2 separate regions of the Mus musculus genome follow, and region 1 is linked to region 2. Evidence: chromatin loops called from intact Hi-C (ENCODE). Cell type or tissue: left cerebral cortex. All regions are shown on one strand.

Region 1 (5,000 bases), 160 kb after region 2:
TAAAACTACTAGAAGATATAATCTTACAGCAAATTTCACGATACTCAGGCTCTACTATCTTCCTGCCAGGCATCATGTGATGCTTCCTGATCCATAGGTTCAGGAATTGAATTATAGATATATGCATTGTTATTGGGCTTCATAACTATGCAACGCAATCAGTTATGGTTTTCTATAATGGTCTAAATTAAAGAGAAATGTACTTGATGAGGAGTGAGAGAAACACTTATCTGTGGGTATAAGGACAAGCCAGCTATGATACTATGACCTGCAACCACAGCCATCATGAATGATAACCCTACAGGTTCAGCAATGACGACATACCTTAGCAGTAACCAACAACTCTGCAATTGAGCGTAAGACATGTTCATCAAGAGAGAAAACATGCCTAGTACCAAAATCCTAGTCAACTACCCACAGCTAAAGCCTCAGTACTTGGTAAAGAACCTATAATCAACTCTTTTTAAAAAGAGGAAAAGACTACATTGCAATTTCTCAAACTTCTTATCATGGGACGTGCTCTTCATAGGTAATACATTGTTGCAGTGTTTTCTTTAAAAACAAAAATGTATATTGTCAAGAAGAGCAAATCTAATTATGGATTCAGTAAGTAATTATTTGGTTATTTAAATATACTTTTCTTCTGAGTATAACCCAGAAGCTTGATTTATTACTGACCTTCAGCAATGATGATCCACATTATAGCAGTGAATTCATTAAAAAGACTATATCAAAGGATGCACATTGTTAAACTACATGTTGGGATTCTATAAGAGCTAGCATGTGCACATATGGACTTAGGAAGTCTGGGAAAGTACATCCTAGATCTCTATATGTTCAAACTAGATGAAATCACAACAGCAAAAAAGCAAAGGAAACATAGAATTTCACCCTTAACTAAGAAATGATTTGTAATTGATACCTGCTGGGACACAGGAAAATCAAATTTTCATGAGGAGTGTCACTGCTTATATCAATGACATTCCTGGGCAAACTACATGGCCAGGAGTAGTCCCAATTCAACCACCCTCCTATGTTCTTTGTTCGTTTAATTTAGTTTCTTTTGGGGGGCTGTAGAATGGGAGGAAGGGAGGAAAGGAAGAAGGGAGGGAGGAAGAGAGGGAGTGGGAGGGAGGAAGGGAAAGAGAGAGGGAATGGGAGAGAGGGAGAGATCATGAAGTTGGGTTGGGTAGGAAGATGGAGAGAATCTGTGAAGATCTGGGAGAGGGGAAACATGATAAGGTGTATTGTATGGAAAATTTAGATAAAGAAAACAGTGTCTGTGTTTCAGGGGTAATCTTTGGATAAAAACATGGATATAAATCAATTCAATGAAAGAAAGATGTGCTAAATGTTAAAATCAAGTTGGAAGTCATGGAAGCACAACAGAAGATCATTTAAAAGGCTTCACCAAAGCGATCTTGCTTGTGGGAGTCTAGAACTGACATAGGACAGCCTAAGATTAGACAGATAACAGCATCTAGTTTATCAGAAACCAAGTAAATCTTCTCATCTATTTTCCTCCTGCTCAAAAAGGGAGGAGAACGTGAAAACTCTGAATAACTTTCTCACATTACTATCATCATTATTTCACCTTTCCCCTGACAGTCTTCCCTCTGGGTTTTGTGTTAGCAACTTATCACTGTGAACACTCCTGGATAAATTACTCCACATGTATCAATCAAATCCCATTCATGTGGAAAACATGACATTTGGAGTTCTGAGACATTTTTATAGGGATCTTAGAGAATGGTGGAGCCACTTCTGTGATTCCACTAGCCATGTCTTACCTAGACTCCTAGAATCAATGCTAGATGAGTGCTGTGTAAAGACTTGCCCTTTCCACTTGTAGTAATGGACCTCTTGTACCAAAGGAATTGTATTCTATACTCTGGCTGCACTGAGATTGTGAGAGGAACATTACCATTTTTATGATGAGACAAACTCACTTTCTGCAAGAAACACATTCTCTTGCAGAAATTCTTGCAGAAATTGTTGAAAATTCTCTATCTTCCTTTCAAGCAAGGCATATTTTGGTGTGGTAAGTATCTTCTTTAAGACTATTAGCAGGTCATATAATAAGTGACTTTGAATGTTACAGATTAACAAAGAAATTGAGAAGGTACTTTCTACATATGATATTTTTATTTATATCATTGAAAAGTTACTAATTCTTTGTTTATGTTTGTCCATGTGTAGACTGTCACAGTATCAGGTAGCTGGAAGGAATTTTTAAAGATGGGAAACATAGGTTTTTTTAATTAGGTATTTTCTTAATTTACATTTCAAATGCTATCCCAAAAGTCCCCCATACCCTCCCCCCCACTCCCCTACCCACCCACTCCCACTTCTTGGCCCTGGCATTCCCCTGTACTGAGGCATATAAAGTTTGCAAGACCAAGGGGCCTCTCTTCCCAATGATGGCCAACTAGTCCAATGAGATTATAGTGTTCCTATGGACTTCACTTAGACAGTGGTGCCATTTCTGTGATTGCCTATGTAGTCATGTGACTGGTTAGTGGTTATCCAAGGACAGATCTCTGCTGTGGACAGACATGATCTTCCTATTACACTCACAGCTAATGAAATATATTCTGGATTTTGCATAGTCATGTTGCCCTGAGATTACTTCAGTGAAGTTGCCATTGGCATGGTGAGAAAAATCTGTTCCTGAGTCTGGGGAGGTCTACAGACCTGTGAATGTGTCCATCTTTGCTGAGAAGGATGTCTGTGTAAGAAAGCTGACTTAAGACAGTTCTCTGGCTGTACTTAGATGGCTCGAATCTTTCCAATTTCTTACTTGTAGTTTTCAAAAATAAGTGTAAAATGTGCTGGGAATGAAATATCCTGAAATAGGGAAGATCTGGCTGGAATAGTTTAGGCTCTATTCCAGTCTGTCCTACAGCTAGTGTCCTTCACCATTTTTAGACCAGTGTGTCATGCTTTTCCCTAGTTAGTTTAAAACTCATGTGGGCTGCTTTTAGGGGAACCTCAGCTGCAGGAGGATTCAGATGACTTCAGTGAGCCCATAGGAATCTTTCTGGCAGCTTGGGTGACAAGCTTGCCCAGTTTCCTAATATTGTCACTAGTTGCCTACTTGGAAGGAATAAGTCTAGATGCTGTGCATGTCTTGTTTCATTTGATCCAGGCATGTGAGTGAACCCACTTCATAAATCAATGACTGTTTAGCAATACTGAATTCACCAAGCTTATCAAATTTGGAATGTGTATGTGCTTTTTGTTAAGCTCTCATTTCTGTGCCCCACTTTATTCATGCGATTAATTCTTTCACATCTAATGGGAACCTTCTTTCCCCAAAGCTCATCCCGTTCAATTCTATCTGAGGATATTAACTTCTGATGCTCAGGATTAAACTTGCTTCTCATTAATTTTACTGTATTTAGCAAACCAACCTCTTCCTTGACTGCCCAGTGCCCAGGTGTTTAATCTACACCAATTATTTTTGTATATCTGAGGAGTGATTCACAGAGAAATATAATTCAGATTAGACATATGTTTATGTTCCTTTAAGGTCATGATGAAACAAAGCATTCTTTCTCTTTGTTGTAGCTAAGAAAACAGACATTCAGAATGTTTATTCCCATGAGAATCAACCAAGTAATTTTTTGCCTTCAGCAAGTTTTTAAAATGCTGCAATAAAATATTAATTCATAGCAGCTCTGTTAACAATTAAAGAAACAGGGACTATGAATTTGAGAGAGAGCAAAGGGTGTACATGAGGAGGGTTGGTGGTAGGAAAAAGAAGGCTTGGAATGATGCAATTATTGCTTCAGAAAATAAAGTATCAAAATATCGAGAAAATGCTGGCATTATTCCACTAACTAAAACCATGGACTTTACAGTATACCATAAGTTATACAATATCGTATATAATATATAAATAGCATATACTATATTAATATTTTTACATTTTCAATGTATGTTATTTAATGCAATCTTGTTATTTTTTTTAAAGTATATATTATTTTATTTCACATGTATGTGTGTTTTGCATACTTGTATATACTTGTACCCGGTACATGCCTGGTGTCTGTAGAAGATGGCAGAAAGAGCAGGATCCTCTGGAACTGGCATTAGGATGATTGTGAACTGTAACTGTATACCTGGGAACTGAATCTGGATTCTTTTTGAGAACAGCAAGCACTCCTATCTTGTGGACAGCCCCATAGCATCCTTTCTTCAATCAACATGGTAATGTCAGTTGTTAAGGTTATCACTATTAATTATCTTGTAAGTGTTGCATCCTTCAAGTTTCATTATATGAAGTTAATAAGAAAAATTAAGCATCTTATTTTTTAGTCTTTACTTGAAATTTATGCCTTGGAATATATACAAAACATAGACTAGACAAGCCTCTGCTTACTTAGATATTTTTACCTTAAGGTGCTCAGAGATGTTTCAGAAGGAAAGTTCACAGTATATATTTGAATTTTTAAACAATGTAATGAAATATGTAACTGTTTTCATTGGCTACCAGTTGTTACTTTAGAAAATGTTTTTGACATTTTATGAAATTATCAGAATTCTACCATATTTAATTCATTGTGAAACAACGCAACCTATTTTCAAGCTAATATTTGAAAGAAGAGAGGGAGAGCTGTATGTAACAAAACTATTCCAAGAGCTAAAGCAAAAAAAAAAATACATTATCTCTTGTTTTAGCTAGAACATTTCTTTACTTCTGGATTCCTTCTTAAATTCTTTCTACATTAAGTGGGTGGCGATGGGGATCACAAATTAAATGGAATTCTTATCTGTTGTGAAATGTGGTCATTGTAGTTGTTGATATACAACGAGAGAAATTTATCTTAGCATTATGTGTCTGCTACTTCCAAGAAGTTATTACTGAGAATGCAACACACTTGAAAACTGTTGGGCTGGAATATGATTGGCATGGCCTATTAGGTTTATTTTGATGGAAGCCCAAAGAAGTGTATAATTGTTGAACTTTGGCTTGCTTATAATTTAGCAACAATAAT
Region 2 (5,000 bases):
GATATACAAGAAACTTTAAATAACACCTTGTATTCTATCTTACCACCACAGATTAAAACTGTAAATCGTCAACAACAAAACCAACAGACATCCTGCAGGCTCTATGAAACTGAACAAATCATTCTGAATGAAAAAGAGTCAAGATTAAAAAAGAAAGAAAGAAAGAAAAACAAAAAAAGCAAATAAGAGACTTTTAGAGTGAATGAAAATGAATACACAAAATATCAAAATCTATGAGACACAATGAAGGTGATTGTATGAGGCAAGATCATAGCAGTAACTACTAACATTTAAAAAATAAATGAAGACATCTTGTACTACTCACTAAACAGTAACCTTTGAGCCATTAAAAGTGAAATTATAAAATTTACAGGGAAAAGAATGGAACAAGAAAAAATTATCCTGAGTATGTAATCCAGACTCAGAAAGACAAATAAGGTACATATTTAGTTAGATGTGGGTATTAATTCATTGATATCCAAACTACAGTCTGTAGAACCAGAGTTCAGGTATAGGTATATATACCTAGGTAAGGGAATAGAAAAAACAGACAGATTTTTCTAGGGACGCTAAATAGAGCAGAAAGATAGTTATGGATGAATGTGCTGTTTGTGTGTATGTGCATGTATGTATGCATGTGTGTGTGTGTGTGTGTGTGTGTGTGTGTGTGTGTGTGTGTGTGTTTAGAAGGGAGGTAGAAAGATAGAATCAACTGGAGAAGAGGATGCAGGGAGGAAATACAGAGGGACAGCTAAAATTAAGAACCCTTTGAGTGGTAGTATGAATACCTAGTACAATAGGCACTTCATAAACTATATACATATGTGAAGAATTTCTAAAAGAAATCACCAAATAATTGGAGAGACAGAGTCACAACTGGGCATATCTTTTCACCAAATGAAGATAATTGTTCTGGGATTGTGTTAAATCTTTTTGGTTTGTTAACCAAAGAGGTCTTATGAAAATTCAAATCTTGGCAAGAAAATAGGTTGTTTTGCACAGACTGAAGGCAAAGATCTGTTGCTGAAGACAATACCTACATAACTCATTAAATTTGGAGAAGTCAAACTTGTGTCTACAGACAATTTTCACCCTTAGTGAAAATTCCCTTGGTAGAGGAATGTGCTTTCCATGCCACTGAAAGAGAAAGGTGAACAACAATCAGCTATAAAACCTTCAGTCTACACTGGCACCCTGACTACAAGGTATATGCTATTACAACGGTGGCACAAAACCAACCAATATATGATTTTGCTTAAAGCTTACATCATGAAAAGGAACCATATCAGCTTGGCAGCTTGGATGACCCAGAACCTGATATTAGATACCCCAGAGACCAAGGGTAAAACCAACTAATACTAGTTTAGTGAAAGAATGTGGCAGTAAGACAGTTCCTAATGATATTCTGCTATGCTCATGAATCAGTTTCTGCTCAGTCATTATCATTAGAAATATCCTCACGAGGCAGAAGGAAATAAATATAGGGACTGACATACAGGTAGTATGCAGAGATGAAGAGATCTCTGAACACTCAACCCTAAATGTGATCATCAATTCTCTCTTCGTTCAAGGCTCAGGGAACTCTGCTGAAGATGTGGCAGAAAGAATATAAAGGAGAAGATGGAAGACACCATGGAATCAATGTCCTCCAGTCAACAAGACTGATGAATTCATAGAGATTGGGGCAGCATGAATAGGCCCTGAGCAGGTCTGAACCAGAGGTCTTAGAATTGAAAGAATTGGACACATGTCCTCATCATTTGCCCAGAAGCTATCTCCAATTGATAACTACTAGCAAGTAAAAATTTTGTTTTCTCCAAGAGAGTTTCACTGGGAATATAAACTATTCTTCAGAGTAGGCTACATGTCCAGTAGTAGATGCTCAACAGAAACAAACTCAGAGGAATTTTGGAGGTTTCTTGTCACATAAAGTCATATTGGACAGTTTTGAAAAATACTATGTATACATATGTATGTATATATGTATGTATAGAAAGTATATACAGATACATACAGATATGTGTATATATATATGTGTGTGTGTCTATATATGTATATTATATATATGCTTTCTCCTCTCTCTCTTTCTCTCTCTCTCCCTCTCTCTCTCTCTCTCTCTCTCTCTCTCTCTCTCTCTCTCTCTTTACCCTATAAGTTTTTTGCTTTTCTATTATGGCTTTTGCTTTTGTGTTTTTATGGGATTAATGAGTGAGTGACCAAGTCAGTCCCTGTGACTTGTTTCTTGTGACTTATTTCTTAGGTTCTTTTCTTTCTGTTTCTTTTGTCCTATTCCAGTGTGTTCCTCTTTGTTTTACCTTATTATATTCTAGTTTAATTTATTATTTTCCTTTAGAAGCCTGTTTACTTTCTAAGCAGACACGAGACGGGGTTGGAACCAAATGAGAGGGGATATGGGTGGAGCTAGAGGAGTCTAAATTAAAGATATAAAAATAAAAACATACAACCAGGTGTCTCAGGTGTGGTGGAATATACTTTTAATCTCAGCACTCAGGAGGTAGAGCTTGGTCTATACAGTGTGTTCCAGGCAAGCTAGGGCTGCATAGTGAGACCTTGTCTCAAAAAAAGGACACAATGAACAAACAAGTTCAGCATCCACAAGTGGGATAAGAAGCAGTCACCAGAAACATCAGGGATTAATCAAGAAAGCCATCCTGGCCAAGGATACTTGTGAGCCCACTTTGAGTCATGATGTGCTGTTAATATTAGAGGAATTATCTTGACTATCTAAAGATATATAGCTAATACTAATAACATATATATGCTAGAGATACTTTCAAAGACACTTATTCTCCTTTATGCTGTGAAGAGTACTTCATAATGCACAATAAAGTGAAAATGTTTAACCTTGTTACAAATTTGTGCATATAAAATATTTTTTCACAGTGGCTAGCAAGTATGCACTCAGTAAGATTTGTTTGTGTGGAATCCATCTGGGTCTGCATAAAATAGTGGCAGAACCTCACTGACACTACATCTCTAAGGATCGAGGGCGGCAACCATGACAACCTGCAACAGAATATTTTCCTTGAAATAACAAGCAGCTTTGGGAAACAGAACAGATGATGTTCATCCTGCCAGAACTCAATCCCCTGGAAGGTTTCTGGCCTGTCCTTGTACAGCATAGCCTGTGAATATGGGATCGATATTCTTGATAGGTTCTCCCATGGTCCTAGCAAAAACTCAAATCTTCTTTATAATGTCAATGGAATGTCAGAGTTCAGTTTATAAAGGAAGGGGTGTATTTATGTATAATTTAGCAGATTCACCATGAATAATGCATTAAAATTTTGAATAACACCACATCTTGAGGCTTTGTGAGTCTCCTGAGGTTAAAGGTTTTTTATCAATGTCTTTAGGAGGCACCAAAACTATATTTCATTTCATTCAATCCAGCCATTGTTCATTTTTCTTAAGATTCCTCATTTCCAGAAATGTCTGTATTTAGAACACCTTCCATTTTAATATATGTAGATGTTAGTCAGAAAACAGAAATGCCCCTGTACAATTTCAGGTAGTTTTGCTTCCCAGAGTGACCACAGCTAGGTAAGCAGCATATCTTTGCAGAAGCGACTGGAGCATGCCCATATATCTGTGTCTCTTACACCTGTGCAGACACCTGTACTCAGGAAACATATGGGTGTCTCAATCTCTATGCATTGCTGAGCAGTACTGCTTCACATGGAGAATTTGACTTCACAAGTGGCATCTTTGAGGATCTTATAATAGAGCTGGTAACATATTAACAATCTGTTAGCAGTCTGGACTGTCATGAGGAAGAACCCACGCACAATATGAGCCATCGTTTATTTTCGCTCACACTGAGAAAAGACAACATTTATTTTAATAAATTAAGACACAGAGGACAAAAATAAACAGGTCTCGATGCATGGAGTAGGTCATTGAGAGTCAGCACAATGTTGTTGCTTTGCAACAAAGACACAGGGCAGTTTAGGAAGAGGCAAGTTGATTTTCACTTTTACAAATATAAGCAAACTGTTTTCTTGGTCACTCTGCGAGGAAATCCTAAGTACTACACTAGTGTTTTTGTTTAAACCGTGGATGGTTGATGCTATTATTGACAGTCCACAGGGATATATTTTCAGAGAGATACTCAGTTAGAAGCATGCTCTTACTAGCTGCTAAACACTGAGAAATTTATAATCCCTTGTGGGGAGAGAAAAGTGTAGAGCTGCATATATACATGATTCTCGAAAGGCATTTTAAAAGGGAGATTGCTTAAAGTCAGTGTATTGGTGCAACAGTAAAAATTGTTCAATTCCTCTACATCGAACAATTCCCATTACCTGTCCTGTTGGTAGTTGGTATTATAAGGGAATGAAGTCCATAATATTATTATGATCAGTGCACAGTCATCTATGGGAGTGTATTTAGACTTAATTTTAAAAGAGGTTTGTGATTCTTTATCAGAGGAAACACATTTATTCATGTGAAGATGAGAGATGAAAGGGCTTTTATACCCATTGTGTTGAGGTAAGAATTGGTTATTTGGAGTGGTTTTGGCAAACCATGGTGATGTAATTTCTATAGAAGAGCCATCATAAATGGGAATATATTTCATACATTATGGCTCTTCTAAGACCTGGGACTAGAGTAAGGGTCCTCATTAGTACAGCAAGTTTGTACAACACTACTACCGCTGAACTCCAGAATATTTGCACAGGATAGGTCACTTTTTCCAATTTAGTTTCCTTTTGTCTCGAAAATTATCAGGTTATTTACTTATTTATGACTCTTTCTTCAGTAAAACCCTTTCCTCCTAAAATACCATTATCCTTCGCTCATATACCTTCAGTTCACTAGTCTTAGAATCAGCATTCTGCCTGACTGGGGAGAATCCCAAAGGAACAGGCAGATTTGGGAGAATTCATAAATCCTGAGAACAAGCACAGACTTTCTAAGACTACAACAAGAACTCGAGTTTAGAGTTAAAAAGAAGGCGTGTGAGACTTTTAAAAACG

The links. A loop is a pair of places that touch in the nucleus more often than their neighbours do. Peaks named below come from ENCODE experiments on the same cell type or tissue, not always from the same donor. Only the 100,000 strongest peaks of a DNase experiment are listed, where the experiment ranks them.
Region 1: a loop joins it to region 2, with 7 times the contacts of the local background. A loop is called at or near these places in 3 of 42 quality-filtered maps.

What each region holds. Positions count from the first base shown.
Region 1 is chr11:41,649,853-41,654,852 of GRCm38, forward strand. No RefSeq gene overlaps it. Among named protein-coding and RNA genes, the nearest start is that of A230004M16Rik, 58 kb to the right of the region's middle. In left cerebral cortex, no CTCF peak of the experiment used is centred here; a DNase peak (open chromatin) is centred at 2,925; H3K27ac peaks cover 1,189 bases.
Region 2 is chr11:41,488,441-41,493,440 of GRCm38, forward strand. No RefSeq gene overlaps it. Among named protein-coding and RNA genes, the nearest start is that of A230004M16Rik, 220 kb to the right of the region's middle. In left cerebral cortex, no CTCF peak of the experiment used is centred here; DNase peaks (open chromatin) are centred at 3,017 and 3,758; H3K27ac peaks cover 2,608 bases.